Linked DNA regions of Homo sapiens: regions 2, 3 and 4 are each linked to region 1. The links are chromatin contacts, found by Hi-C or POLR2A ChIA-PET in ENCODE. All regions are on one chromosome and are shown on one strand. The core of a region is the stretch at or near the end of the contact, and the rest is flanking DNA. Distances in the headings are between cores, read along the strand shown.

Region 1 (3,652 bases), core at 841-3,340:
ATCTAAATAAGCAAGAAGACCAGAAAAAAAAACCAACCAAAATATTCCAAAACATAAAAAGACATCCTCAAATCACTTTGTGCCTTGACAAAACTTAACAGTAATATCATAAGCCAGTGTTGCAATGCTGTCATCCTACCTAATTCTACCTAAATGAGCTCAGTAATTTCTAAATTGGTTTCCAGAAGAGATCTTTACATAAGCAATTATCAAAAACAGCCCATTTTGTATTCAAGAAGCACAAACAACAATATTTAGTTTTTTAAACAATTTATATAAAGAATACCTAGAGGTTTTTTTTTACACTTCATAAACTAAAATCACTTACGAATACTTGACTAAAGCTATTTCTCATCATCTTTCCTTAGAGAAGACCAAAATACATTTTTCGTAAGGGCAAAACAAAAGCAGTAAATTACTTAAACATCACTTAAATGCCCCCTAAAGTAACCTTCCTTTCTCATACATTTTCCTATATTCATCGCGTTCTGCGGTACACATTTCTGAACTGAAATTGTATTAAGTTTAACCTAATACGATCTCTTCTCTACTAGTCAAAAAAAGATCTTAAGACGTTAACCAAATACATGGGAGGCGGGGTCGGGGGTGCGAGGTGGTGCCAGAGCAGATGGAAACAAGGTAAGAGAGTTGTTTTCTTAAGACACTAGGGTTACTCCCCAACTCCAAATGCCAAGATTCACTCGCCAGTAGAGCAAGCTGCTGCCACTATCCACTGCTTACACAATACAACCTTCCTTTCTACCTCTTCCCCTACACTCCCACCCATAACCCCCTTCCAAAACAAACACCCACAACGCGCCCCATTCCATAATCCGTGTTCGCCCCTCTAAGCCCACTAAACCAACCTGCTGGATAACAGCTCTATGCATTCGTCTTAGGCAAAAAAAGAAAAAAAAAAAAGCGACTGCAGCAAGGTCGGGAGTCCCACCATTCCTGTCACCCTAAACAATCCACAGGGTGAGAGCCCCAAGCCCAGAAGTTTGAGGCAAAACGATTCAGATCCAACCAAAAAGAGGGAATTGCAGTTGAATGGGGATGGGAGGTGGGGAGGGCGATGCGTATGCGTGTATATGTGTGTGTGTGTGTAAGGAAGAGTCCATCACATGACAGTGAAAGAGGACCAGAGTCGTCGGGGCGTCCGCAAGCAGACGGGGGGGAGGGTGTCGTTGCCGTGGCAACACCCCCCATCCGTCCAGACTTCCAAAGAGGGAGGAAGAACTTCAAATCCCAACCGTCAGCGCTCAAGCGGCTCCTTCTTAAAGGGGTACACACAGCGCCGCCGCCGAGCGCGAGAGGGCAGAGTTGGGCGCCCCCCGCCCCTCGGACGACGCCCCCGCCGCCCCTCGCCCCCAGCCGGCCCATCAGCGGCCCCCGCCCTGCGAGTGCCCGTGGGTCTCCAGGTCCAGGTCCCCGGGAACTGGCCGCGTCTGCTCACCCGGCCCCCGGCGGCGACAAGGGGGTGTGTGTGCGCTCGGCGGGGGCGCGGACCAGCCCGCCTTCCTCCGGCCGCCCTGCCCGCCGGCTCTCCTCCGCCAGGGCGCCGACCCACCGGGCCGCTTCCTCCGTCCTGTCAGGGTGGACGGCGGGCGACGGCGGGCAGCGACGGGCGCCGAGGAGTTTCGGGGAGAGAGCGAGCGGGCGGCTTCCGCGGGGGCTCAGCAAGCGGGTCCAAACTAACAGTTCCCGGGGAGCCCAAGAGCTGGGAAGGCGAAGGAGCGCGGACCGCGCCGGGCCAGCAGCCCGCAAGACAAAAGGCGAGCGCCGGGGCCGCCGCGCCGCGCCGCTCCCATCTCGCTCCCCCACCGAACTAACCCGAACGGGAGATTCAACTAAACCCCTCAGCCACAAACTCCTCGGGCTGCGACAGCGGTCGCCGCGCGGAGCCCGGGGCCCCGGCCCGCGTCTCTCTTACCTACACAGTGCATGAGGCGGTGGCGCCAAGAGTCGAGTTCCCGCCGGAATCCTCTTCTCTCCGCCGCGCACCGAGGGCTCCGGCACTGAGCGGCGGCGGCGGCGGCGGCAGCAGCGGCGGCGGCAGCGGCCATTCTCTCTCTTCCCTTGTCCATCTGCGTCCCGCGTCACGCGCCCTCATTTACATACGAGCAGCGCAGGCACGAGGCAGGGGCGCGAGCCCTCGGCGCGAGCCCCGGAGCGCGCGCCCCCCGGAGGGGGGTTGATTGACACGTGTCACTACCTTCCCTCTGCCCTGCCCTCCCCCTCCCACCGCTCCCTCAGGGAGAGGCGGGGAGGGAGCCAGAGGAGAAGGAAGCAACCTGCCGCTTCCGCTGACCCCGCCTCCCCACCCACTACCCTCCTCCCCCTCCCGCTGGAGTTTACTCAGGCGAGCCATACCGCTCCCGCCGCCCGCGAAAACCCTGAGCGGGAGCGAGAGACCCGGAGCCCAGCCAGGAACCGGCGTGCTAGTGGAGCGGACTAGCAACGCCTACTTTCTGCCTTCACTACGGGACTCCGACAGTCCGGAGACTTCACTTCCCAGGCTCCATTTCGCCAGGATCCCGAAGCTGAACTTGGCGCCGTGGCGCGTTGCTTGCCGGTCATTGTAGTCCAGAAGAAAGGATTTTTTTTGTTTGTTTGTTTTTCTTCCCCCCCGCACTTGGGTATGCAGGCTGGCCTGCAACTTCTCTGCGCCGCGCCGCTGGGGGGCTGAGTCTGTCGCTCCCTGCGCCCGGAACCATGCGCTGCCCGGTGGCCGGGTCTGACCCGACTGCTTTAGCTTCCTTAGGCTCCGCGATAGAAGGGTGGTGGAAGCCGCAAGAGTTGTCGGCTCCTTGTGGGTTCAGGCTGCGCTTTGCGTTTTAAGTGCTGGAAACTTTCCGGGGTCGCTGTCTTCCTGTCACTCCGCAGGGAAAGGGCAAGCCGGTCATTCGGCTACATCTGGAATAACTGCCAAACGTCCAGAGAGAGATCCCGGAGTGACTTCGGTATTCAAGGCGAAGAGATCTCGGAAAGCCAGAATATTTGCAAGGACTAGGAAAAAGATGCGGGTTTTTTTCACTGAAAATTACTTGCAGGGGACTGGGTGTAGCCGGCTGAAAACTGCAGAAGGAAAATTTTCTTTATAAGCTCCTGGAGGGCAGCGACCCACTGAGATCTCTGTACCGTGACATCTGTCACTCGCTAGACCCTAGTACAGTGCGTGACACGGGATTAAGCACTTTACAAAGGTTAATGGAATGAATTCTACCACGTGCTAGAGAAAATAACTTCTTCAGAGAGAGCTAGAGAGGAATCTTACGTTTAAATACAGACTCCAATCACAGTTTTTACTTTTGCACCAGAGCGATTGTGCGTTTGTTTCCGTATAAGTGCAGTTTATCAAGCCGAAGCTAAGCTACCCAACGTTTGCTAAGAAGTACTGTGTATTTCTGGAAATTTATTCACAAGTCTGTGGGAAATATGTTTAATTCTTCTTGGAAATCTCATAAACTCTGAATTCAGTACCACCTTCCCTGTTTTGTGGCTTATCCTTATCCACCTTCTTTTTCTTCCTATGAGAAAGTATTTCTTTGCTCATTATGACTTCAGTAGTGAAGATGTAATTTTGCATCTTCATAAGTTAAAAATAATAAAGTTTGAACGCATAATCACCTTTTCTAGAACGGTCACAATT
Region 2 (3,652 bases), core at 678-3,177, 7.6 Mb before region 1:
TGAAAGAGCAGGCTTCACAGAGACAAAAATAAAATGTTCTTTGTTCTTCCTTTTGCACAAAAACTGGCCCCGATGCCCTTACTTAAAGGCAAATAAATCTCTAGAGATCTAAATGGATTTTTTTAATTGCCATTTTGCATTTTTAAGATCTTCAGATCGGGTATAATACATCAGAAAGGAGTCCCAATAAATAAAGGAATGCCATCCTTTGTCTGCTCTTTTCAAATTGCATTTGCAATGAATGTTATCAGCATAGCAAACTGTCTACGCAAAAAAGTGTTATTTTTGAAGGCTAAATTTGATCCAAGATGAAAGTAACTTTTAAAAATTGCATCCTAGTTAAAGATATCAATATCACACAATTTTAAAAAAGAACTATTTGTATTCTACTCAAAGAGACAACAGTATATAACATTGGTTTCTAAAACAATATTTTCTGAACCCTTGGCTGTGTACTGACATCATATGCTGGGCTGAACTTTGCATATGTGACTCAAGAGAGAGAAAAGAGATGTATTCCCATCCTCAGTCTCTGCTCTACTGTAGAAGAGTACTGCAAGCTTCTAGAGACCCAGGTTTGTCTTAATTCTTGGTGATTTCAAGTCTAAACTTAAGATGGTTTAAAGAGTCTAACACAACATTAGAGTTTAGCTACGTAGATTTGTACTTTTAAATAGGACATAATGCTCTGTAGTTTTTTTTTTTAATGTTACGTTGATAAATCGTTCATTATTACAATTTTTAAAGTCAGAGGTATTGTAACGGGATACATTAACTACCCAACTTATAAAGACTTAAGTGTTTTCTCCCGTTCGCTCTTTTGGCTTTTCCTTTCTGGTTAAGAAACTTTCATTCTTTTGAACCCTGCAATTTCTTGGCTTTACAGAGCCCCAAACCCCAAAGACACCAAGATAAGACGGGCAGGCCGGTATGGGGAGGTCCCACAATGACATCAGCATTTGGAACAATTCAAACCTTCACCATCTCTTCTCAACCTCCTATGTCCTCGCCCCCCGTAAAAGATGCGCAGGACCTCGATGGACGAGCCCACCCCTGACCCTCTCAAGGAAAGACAATGCCAGGCTGGTTTTCGAGTTTATTGTCGGCACGCTCCCCCGATGGCAGGCAGCATCCGAGGCGAGCGCGCCTGAGCCTGGGCGCTCGGAGGACGAGGCCAGGTGCATCGGGCGCATCGTCGTCTCCCAGGCGCGTCCCGCTCGCCGCGAGGGAAGGCCGGGGTTCTTCCAACCGAAGAAAACCAAAACCGTCAACGCTCAGCTCCGAGGCCCGCAGGAGGCTTTAAAAATGGCCTCCTGACGACACTTCCTGCTCGGCGCGGACGGTAGGAGCCCTCGGAGGAGGCATCCTTCATAACGCTGGGGGCGGGGAGCGCAGGCCGGGCCAGCGGCGCCACACGAACGGCCCCGCGGGACGCTGCCACCCCCGCCTCGGTCGCCCCGGCGCGTCGGCCGAGTCCGCGGGGTCGCGGCGCACAAAGGCGAGCTGGGGGCGCCGGGCCGGACCCCGACCCTAGGCCAGGCCCGCGTACCTGCTCAACGCGCGCCAAGCCGCGGCCCGGGCCCCCACCCCAGCCGGTGCCCCACGCCCACCAGCCGGAGCCCGCGTTCGGCCTACCCGGTGCCACTTGCCACGACGCCAGCCCTCAGCGCGGGCACGCGGGGCCGCGGCCGCTCGACCCGCCCCGGCCTGGCCCCGTCAGGCCCCCGCCCCGCGCGCCCCCACGACCCGGCCGCAGCTGGCGCTTCGGTCACGTACACGCGGATCCGGGGGCCCTCGCCCTCCCGCTCAGCTACTTACCCGGCAGGCCGGATTCGGGTGCCAGGTCCCGGCGAAGGGGCGTCTACACCGCCGGCCGCAGACCGCCGGCGCCGCGCCCGCTGTAGGTCCCTACCCGGGGGGCGGAGCCCGCGCCAGCCCCGCGCGTGCGCAATGTGAAGCGGCGGCGCGGCTCCAGCGAGGCCGGCGCCTGAGGTCTCTAAGGCTGCGCCCGCCCCCGCCGGGCTTCTAAGCTGTCCAGAGCGGGGAGCCTCAGACCCAGCCGAGCCCCACTTCTGGGCTTAGAGCTTGACCCAACACGTTCGCACCGTAGCGAGCGAGGTCCACATTTAGCCATGCCGCAGGCAAAAGAAGGATTCGGCTTCGGTCCTGGCCCAGTCTGCCATCCCGGGGCGCCTGCCTTGTACCGGGTCCCGCGGAGGGCGGCCTTGGCGCCTGCCTCCCTGGAGCCTGCAGTCCTGCAGTGGGTGAGTGAAAGCGAGAGAAGAGGAGCTCAGGTCCTCAGCCTCCAAACTCGTCTTCTTGGAGAGCTTCAGTGAAGGAGATGGCCTTGAAGTCCTGGGTACAAATCCTGACTCTCCCTACTCCTTTACATCTTAGCTGCTGGACCTTGGCGAGAAAGTCCCCTGACCTCTCTCAGTGTCTTCATTTCTGAAGACGGGGAAGGTCGTATGTGAGGCGCAAAGCCTCCTCTAGCAGTTGGGCGTTGCGAGGGTCAGAGGGGACAATGACTGTGGGAGTCTGGAGAGGGTGTGAGCTCATTTAATGCCAGAGTTTCTTTCCTGCCTCCTGGACTTCGGTGCTATTTTGGGCGAGCCAACTGCCCTCTAGATACACCTGCATCTACGGTCCGGAAGGAAGACATATTTAGAATAGAGCCTCTAAGAGGAAAGAAGAAGACCATATTGCCAGGTCCCGCACAATCAGTGACTCCCCACAAAGTGAAACAGCTCTCCAGCAGGGGCAGGTTGAGGCATGGGAGCAGCGTCACTGGGAAGTACAGTTTCTTCGGGATGAACAGCTAAAGTTTATTTCAAAGCTCTGGAGGCGGGGGCGGGGCAAGGCTGGTTTCCATCACCTTCCTGTTGGCGGCCAAAGGTCGGCGTGCACGGACAGCGGCCAGTATGCTGCACGGAGGAGATGTGGGCCTGGGCAGTACTGCCACACGGAGAAGCGGAGTTGAAGAAGACAGGCTCAGCCACAAGTCCAGCAGCTGGGCAAAACCTCCACCACTAAAGTATCAGGAGCTGGGCAGAGAAAATAGCAGCCCAGAGAGCAAATCCTTCTTCCTGCCCTAGGCTGCAGTGCTCCTAACCTCGGTCCTGATCAGGGAGCTGCTAGGGTCCTGGTTTTCTATCTCCTAGGGCTCAGAAAAGCTAAGGAACCTCTTCTCAGAAAAACACATTTATGTGCAGATAGCACCTATCAGAGAGAATATGCCAGAGAGTTCAAAGTCTCCCTCAAGAGTAGGGTCAAGTTGGGAAAGGCATTGAGAATCCAAACTAGGAGCCACTGCCTGAAAATCTCTAGTGGCAAACAGAGCCACATCAGGAAAAACTATTAATTCTAAGTATTGGAGAATCTGAGGTCTAGACATTAGAAAATTGTCCTAAACTTTATAAGGAGAGGCAACTCTCCTTATAACTTCTACTCATGCATCACAGTTCTGCCCTCTTAAGTCACACAGAATTGATGTAAGGTACCTGTGGGTCTCCTGGGAGTTTTTCTGAAGTGAGAACTGGTTATAAATCCCAGTTCGGCCACATAGAAGTTGTGAGCCTGTCTGAACCTCAGTTTCTCATGTAAAATTCAGTGAAAAATAGGTCCTTCCTCCCAAGGGGGTTGTCAACATTAA
Region 3 (3,652 bases), core at 862-3,361, 7.3 Mb after region 1:
TGTACTGGTTTTGGCTGCTTAGAGAGGTTGCCTCACAGAATCAGCATTATTTAAAAGAGAAAGAGGAAATACAGACTCAGTAACTCTGGTTTTACGAGTTACAAATTCACTTGCAAATTTTATAAACAAGTCTTTTAAGATCACAAATTTGTACATCTAAAACAAATTTGTAAATAAAAGTGCTAGAGTTCATGTGAGTAGGTAGTTAGGTCTTTTAGTTTTTATTCTGCCTAGGGCACTGTCTCAAGGGGTCCTGAGAATGTGTGCCCAGCTAGTTAGGTCTTGAGATAGTGTCCGAGAGTATCATCATCATAGCTGTAGAAAGTTTCCTATCTCAAAAGACCAGACATGTGCAGATAATATACACTGAAAAAGTGTTCTGGACAACTTGAAAAAGGGGACACTGGTACATCAAAGATACAGATGCTACTGGTGCAGATGGAGAATTTGAGTAAAACCATTACATGAAATGTGAAAGAAAAACAGCCATGTTTTTACAGTAATAAACCATAGCACTCAATGTGTGAAGTTAACTAGGCACATGCCCCAATGGTTCTTTAAATAACATAAGAGACTATTTCGTCTACAACCATAGACATGTGGCTGCGTCTTGATTACTGCACTATAAGACTTGAAATTGAGTAGGCTGATTCCTCCCACTTCATTATTCTTTTTCCAAAATTGTTTTAGCTATTTTAGTTCCCTTGCCTTTCCATATAAATTTCAGAATATTGTCTAAATGTACAAAAAGAATCTGGCTGGGATTTTCATAGCAATTGTGCTACACCTGTATAAGCATTAAACCTGGGGAGAACTGATATCTTTACTATGTTGAGTCTTCTGATTTATGAATGCAGTATGTTTCTGCATTTGTTTATTCTTTGATTTTTTTTTTTTTTTTTTAAGACGGAGTCTCACTCTGTCACCCAGGCTGGAGTGCAGTGGCACAATCTCGGCTCACTGCAAGCTCCGCCTTCCGGGTTCACGCCATTCTCCTGCCTCAGCCTCCCGAGTAGCTGGGACTACAGGTGCCCGCCACCACGCCTGGCTAATTTTTTTGTTTTTGTATTTTTAGTATTTTTAGTAGAGACGGGGTTTCACGGTGTTAGCCAGGATGGTCTCGATCTCCTGACCTTGTGATCCACCTGCCTTGGCCTCCCAAAATTCTGGGATTATAGGCGTGAGCCACCGTGCCCGGCTATTCTTTGATTTTTAAAAAACTTTAAAAATTGCTTATTTATTTTAGAGATGTCGTCTCGCTTTGTTGCCCGGGCTGGTTTCGAACTCCTGGATTCAAGCAATCCTCCCTCCTTGGCCCCCCAAAGTGCTGGGATTACAGGTGTGAGCCACTGCACTCAGCCTTGATTTTTTTTAATCAAGCATTTTGGAGTTTTTAGCATACATAAAGCTCTGTACATATTTCGTTAGATTTACACCTATTTCATTTATTTGAGTGATTGTAAGTGGTATTCTATTTTTTAGTGTTCTTGTGATCATTGCTAGTATTTAGAAATCCAGTTGATGTTTGTGTGTTTATCTCATATCCTGCAACCTTGCTGAACTCAGTTTAAACCGGAGGTGTTTTCCTGATAGATTCTTTCGGATTTTTAAAATGTGGACAATCATGTCATCTGCAAATCAGGACGGTTTTCTTTCTTTCTTATGTATAAATGTCAATGAGTATGCAACTATGATGTGCAACTTTCAGCATTGTCCAAAAGTTACAGAGGATGATGCAGTGACTGTGACTTTGAAAAACAAAGAATGATCCTTAAATCACAGCTGCTGCAGCCATTTCAGCTATTTGGCAGAGGTGGTAATGCTGCCTTTTGGACCTACAATACAACCAAGTCTTTGTTCGAATCATCTCACTTCCTGGCTATATTCTTAAGAAAGGAGGGTGCTTCATGCGCTGAGCTCATGGCACAGGTCCCGCAAGTGACCTGCGAGCCCCACCGCTAGGGGCCGCTTAGGTGCAGCCCCCAGGTGGGCGGGGACTGCGTTTCGGGGCGTGGCCTCCGCCGCGGCAGCCCCCGCCCAAGCTCCTCCTAAGCGCCTGGGGGCGCTGTGGGTCGCTTTGGGTCGCGGGGGCGCTCTTTCTCAGCATTCTTGTTTCGTACTGAGGCTTTCGGGACGGCGGCGGGAAGATGGCGGCCTCCAGGAATGGGTTTGAAGCCGTGGAGGCAGAGGGCAGCGCAGGGTGCCGGGGAAGCTCGGGAATGGAGGTGGTGCTTCCTTTGGATCCTGCCGTCCCCGCCCCGCTGTGCCCTCACGGTGGGTCAGAGTCTGGGCTCAGCCTAACTGCCGGGCGCTGAGGGTGTGAGTTGGCTTGGAAGTGGCTTTTGGGGCTCCTGTATTTTTACCCGCCTCTTTCCCTCACCAGTGTGCTGCCTAGAAAATACTCCTTCCTCGGAACGCGGTGTTTTTCAACTTACTTGAGAAACATTCAGAGCAAGTCTCCACTCTTGTGGTTTTGGCTCCAGGACTATTTCATCTCTTTTGGGGGGAAGGGGCAGAAAAGTAGGCAAAGAGAAGAATGCATGGTATTGAATAGTTCTCGTTGACAAGTACTTGGGGATTTCATTTGTTGATTTGCTCTCCCTTCAAAAATAAAAAATTAGGGAGAAAAACAGTGTAATTCTTGCCTGCGAACTAGACTCAGTTTTTCTCTAACTTACAGAAAGTGGGCGTTTCCAGCTCAAAGCTCAGGTTTTCACTGCAAGGGTAACCGCGCAAGAGATGTCAAAGTCCTCAATTCTCTGAGTCCCTTCCTTGTTTTAGTCTCAGGTTTGTAATATTCACAACGTAGACAGCAACTGTACCGACAATAGCATTTTCTTTCTGAAGAGACCGGTTTTCAAAAATTATTTATAAGTAGTCACTGCCGGAATGTTGTAACAGAGAGAAAAGAAACATTCATTAAACACAGAGAAGCCGGCGTGGTGGCGTGCACCTGTAGTTCCAGCACTTGGGGGGCCGAGGCGGGCTGATCGCTTGAGCCCAGGAGTTTGAGACTAGCCCGGGCAAAAATGATGACACTCCGTCTACAAAAAAAGAAAAACAGCTGGGGACACGCAACTGTAGTCCCAGCTACTCGGGATGCTGAGGCGGGAGAATCGCTTGAGGCTAGGAAGCAGGATCTCAGTGAGCCATGATTGTGCCAGTGCGCTTCAGCCTGGGCGACAGAGGGAGACCCTGTCTCAAGAAAACAAAACAAAAAACCCTAACAAAACAAAAAACAACCAACCAAAGAGATGGATTTAATTATGATAAATTGTGCCTAAAGCTCAAACAAATTTTATTTAAGGGCAGCGAAAACTAAGAACTTGACGTAGATGACCATTACTTGACACTTTTTTTTTTTTTTTCTATTCTGGAACTAGGACCCACTCTTCTGTTTGTAAAGGTGACCCAAGGGAAAGAAGAAACTCGGAGGTTTTATGCCTGTTCAGCCTGTAGAGATAGAAAAGACTGTAATTTTTTTCAGTGGGAAGATGAAAAGGTATATCAACTTTTTGGATATTTATTTTTTATTTTTGGTATGTGTGACAATTTTGTTGAGAACGTGTAAACCAATAAAAATATGCGGTCTGAACATACAAGATAAATCTCTTAAGAGAGATGGAGATACTATGTTTGTTGGTTCAGAAAA
Region 4 (3,652 bases), core at 424-2,923, 7.2 Mb after region 1:
TCAGGGAAGAGGGTTGTAGGTGGTGAAGCAAATGGTTACATTTTTGCTAGACTTTAGGTAGTGCCCAGTAACTCTATGCTATGCATAAGATAAGGTGAATATTCAAAGAAAATGGAGTAAAGGAAGTTAATTATACAGATATCTCAGGTGAAGGAATGATTGATCTTATCCTTGTTCTGCATCTGGGAAGATAAGCTTGTAACTGAATTTATCCATGTGAAATTTAACAGACTTTAGTTGTACCAGTTTGATTTAGGTTGCAGACTTAAAGTTATACAATTGACACGTCCTTGTTTTATGGAAGGATATACATCTTGAAAGGTTTAAGGGCCAGTAAAGAATTTACTATGATTAATTTGTTGAGGACAGTCATCCTGAGACTGAGATGCATAAGGCTTTTTTTTGCATTTTGAGGAGGGTCTGGCTAACATATAAAGTTTTAATACAACTATGGGAAGTAACAGCTATCCATTTGGGAAAAGCATTGTAGTGTTGAGTGACTTCAGTCTCCAGGCTTAACTCTCCCTTTGACATAACAAGTTGGGGGTGGGGGGTGGTTCTGAGATTTTTATTTTCCTTTACAGGGTCAAAGAGGAAATCATAAAGGAAATTAAAAACTATTTTCAGCTGAAGGAAAACAAAAGCACAGTAGCAGGCCAGGCAAGGTGGCTTATGCTTGTAATCCCAGAATTTTGGGATGCTGAAGCAGGACGACTGCTTGAGACCAGGAGCTCAAGACCAATCTGGGCAACAGTGAGATCCCATCTCTACAAAAAATTTAAATTTAAAAATTAACAGGATGTGGTCGTGCACACCTGCAGTTCCAGCTACTGTGTCTTCTACAGTTTAAAGCTGAGAAGATCCCTTGAGCTTAGGAGGTTGAGACTGCAGTGAGCTATGATTGTGTCACTGCACTCCAGCCTGGATAACAAAGTGAGACCCTGTCTCAAAAATAACAACCACCAAGAAAAAAAAAAAGGAGAATTCAGCTAAAGCAGTGCTTAGAGGGCAATTTATAGCCTTAAAATACTAGCATTGGAAAAGCAGAAAGATCCAGAATCAATCATCTTCTACTCTAAGCAACTAGAAAAAGAAGAGGAAATCAAAACTCAAGTGAGCAATAAAGAGCAAAATAAGGCAATGGACCAGAAAACAGAAAATCAATGGAACCAAAACATGACATTTTGAAAAGATTTAAAAATTGATAAACTTCTAGCTAGATTAGTCAGAAAAAGAAAACATACAAACTGCCACTATCAAGAATATCTGAACAAAGACAAGGTCCCTGCCCTCCTGGACGTCTACTGGAGGAAAGAAATGTCATACAATTAAATCTATAGTTACAGATTATGGTAAACTCTGAGAGAGAATTCTGTCAGGGAGAAGCCGCTTTTGGTTGCAGGAGGGCACCTCTTTGAAAATTACTCACCTTCCCGCCCTCCACTGGGAGTAAAGCGAGCTGTGCCCAGCTTCTCCCCGCGCTCACGGAAGCAGGTGGCGGCCCCACCCCACCTGACCCCTCAAAAGCCCCGCCCCCTGTTCACTCCCACGTGCCCCGCTGCCGCCGCCGCCGCCGCCACGACCCTTCTGCGCAGGCGCGGGGGTGGTGCCTGGCGGAGGCGCGAGGTGGGGCGCGGCCGGCGGCGAGGCGGGACAACCGCTGGGCGGGCGCCAAGCGTGCCCGTGCGCTGGTGAGGTGGCGTCCGTTCTACCCGGTCGCTCCCGTTCCGCGCCATGCAGAGCCCAGTCTCTGGCACCTGGCTGCTCTGATCTGGTCTCAGCGCGGAGGGAGCAGAGGGAGTCCATGGAGGATCCCTCCGAGCCCGACCGGTTGGCGTCCGCGGACGGCGGGAGCCCGGAGGAGGAGGAGGATGGGGAGCGGGAGCCGCTGCTACCGCGGATCGCCTGGGCCCACCCGCGGAGAGGCGCCCCAGGCAGCGCCGTGAGGCTGCTGGACGCTGCCGGGGAGGAGGGCGAGGCCGGCGACGAGGAGCTGCCCCTCCCGCCCGGGGACGTGGGGGTCTCCCGGAGTTCGTCCGCCGAGCTGGACCGGAGCCGCCCCGCGGTTTCAGGTGCGACCCGGCCCTGCCCCACTCCCCGCGCCCCTCCGGGCGGCTGCCCCTGTCGCCCGGCTCGGTCCTGTCTCCCGCGCGCGCTGGCCGAGGTGGACGGGCTTTCCCCGCTCGCTGGGCAGCAGCTCCCGAGCTCGGACCGGCGCCAGCCGCAGCCGCACCGCGGGCACCTAGCTTGCTCGCTCTTTCTCCGGGAGCTCCCTCTCCTAAGGCCAGTGGTTGTCATTAAACCGATTCTTTAGACCTCCCCGCAAAGTGAGTCAAAACTTCTAGAAACCGACACTGGGGAGAGGTTAACGCTGTAAAATGACGTAAGTCCTTGCTCAAGTTTGGACTTGACTTTTGAATTAAGAACCTTGAACTCTCAGGAAAGTTCCCGGAGTGGTGAATTTGCAAAGTGGATGACAGGAGAGAGATGGACAGCCAGAATATCCAGTTGCCACTGGGGCACGTTTCAAAACCTTTTTCTATTAAATGTTGTTATTATGAAGTTAGCCACAGGGGGCAAAAGCAGTTGAAAGTCTGTTCCTGCCCTCTTACAGTTTAGTTTCTCTTTCTTGATTTACTTCTAATACATAAGAAAACCAAAACGAAAAACCTCTTTTCGCTATTAAGCGGACTGATAACCTCAGGCGAAACAGGGCAGTTGAAATGATGTTGAAGGTTAAATTTAGGTATGCTGTGCAGGCCTGGATATTTATTAATAAAGTGAGTTTTTCTGGCGTGTTGAATGGAGTTAGACAAATGTGATGGAAATAGCAAGAGACTTGTAAGACTCTCAGCTAGAGGTGAGACAGACTTGTTTGTAAAAAGGCGATGGTACACCTCCCTGCTGGTTGTGAGGATGGATTAAATGAGATGTTGTGCACCCGGTTGGTTTATCGCTTCACACATGACAACTTAAAAACCACAGAAAATGGAAGTTTCTTTAACACTGCTTAGTTTTTTTTGGAATTGTTAGATTTTAAATGTACTGTTAGTGGTACACTAATGTGTCCTTTACAGTTTAAAGAATTTTGGATAGAATCGGTCACTCAAGTTCTAGCTAGAGGCTACATTCAGGCATATTCTAGAGTAAATAAATCAGAGAATCCCAAGGGGAGCAGTTTGTCTGATTGTTTAAGCTTTAACCAACGTCTGCTCCCGTTATAATGTTACCTGATGGATGCATTGACGTTTAACCAAACAACGTGAAGCTGAAACCAGATCACAAACGGGTCTGCATTTGCCTAGCTACATTGGCAATTTGGGTATATGTTACTTAGAATTTAGTCTGTAAAATAGCTAGCTTGCCTTTTTCTGTCCCTTACCTTGTGTAAGCTACCTTGTGTACCTGGGTTTTTAAAAGAGCCTAAAGCCTTCAAAATGCACTTGTTCTGTGAAAGTGAGGTGTTTTATAAACAAACAGTATTAAGGCTAGAAAAAAATCAAAGCGAGAGGTCAACGAGATGGCAGGCCTGTAATCCCATCCCAGCATTTTGGGAGGTCTAGGCAGGAGAATAGCTTGAGGCTGGAAGTTCGAGACCCACCTGGGCAACATAGCGAGATCCCCATCTCTATAAAAAATAAACAACAACAAC

Evidence for each region. A loop is a pair of places that touch in the nucleus more often than their neighbours do. ChIA-PET counts read pairs that join two places held with the same protein, here RNA polymerase II (POLR2A). Pooled maps may share reads with other maps.
Region 2: a map of CD8-positive, alpha-beta T cell shows a loop between it and region 1 (22-fold over the local background). The contact joins the promoter of ZNF518B here to the promoter of LCORL in region 1. A Hi-C loop is called at or near these places in 3 of 168 maps with a recorded cell type or tissue (B cell, CD8-positive, alpha-beta T cell and naive thymus-derived CD4-positive, alpha-beta T cell), 1 of 37 single-sample maps with no recorded cell type and 6 of 50 pooled maps.
Region 3: a loop to region 1 is called in a map of naive thymus-derived CD4-positive, alpha-beta T cell, with 12 times the contacts of the local background. The contact joins the promoter of ZCCHC4 here to the promoter of LCORL in region 1. A Hi-C loop is called at or near these places in 1 of 168 maps with a recorded cell type or tissue (naive thymus-derived CD4-positive, alpha-beta T cell) and 7 of 50 pooled maps. POLR2A ChIA-PET finds 5 or more read pairs at or near these places in 1 of 52 experiments (H1).
Region 4: a pooled map shows a loop between it and region 1 (30-fold over the local background). The contact joins the promoter of PI4K2B here to the promoter of LCORL in region 1. A Hi-C loop is called at or near these places in 9 of 50 pooled maps.

What each region holds. Positions count from the first base shown.
Region 1 is chr4:18,019,665-18,023,316 of GRCh38, forward strand. LCORL (ligand dependent nuclear receptor corepressor like) reads right to left here and starts at 2,091. Exons shown (of 8, transcript NM_001394446.1): 1 at 1,934-2,091. The coding sequence starts at 2,087. RefSeq lists silencers at 1,303-1,632, 1,953-2,412 and an enhancer at 2,463-2,722.
Region 2 is chr4:10,455,499-10,459,150 of GRCh38, forward strand. It overlaps ZNF518B (zinc finger protein 518B), which reads right to left and starts at 1,928. Exons shown (of 3, transcript NM_053042.3): 1 at 1,819-1,928. RefSeq lists enhancers at 994-1,053, 1,036-1,851, 1,114-1,273 and a silencer at 1,404-2,043.
Region 3 is chr4:25,310,663-25,314,314 of GRCh38, forward strand. ZCCHC4 (zinc finger CCHC-type containing 4) reads left to right here and starts at 2,112. Exons shown (of 13, transcript NM_024936.3): 1 at 2,112-2,274; 2 at 3,384-3,502. The coding sequence starts at 2,148. RefSeq lists enhancers at 39-178, 1,766-2,642, 2,171-2,230 and silencers at 1,891-1,960, 1,968-2,172.
Region 4 is chr4:25,232,360-25,236,011 of GRCh38, forward strand. PI4K2B (phosphatidylinositol 4-kinase type 2 beta) reads left to right here and starts at 1,674. Exons shown (of 10, transcript NM_018323.4): 1 at 1,674-2,072. The coding sequence starts at 1,805. LOC105374535 (a long non-coding RNA gene) reads right to left here and starts at 1,506. Exons shown (of 4, transcript XR_925490.3): 1 at 1,430-1,506. RefSeq lists silencers at 1,464-1,773, 1,874-2,113, 2,154-2,213 and enhancers at 1,500-2,001, 2,002-2,501, 2,434-2,563.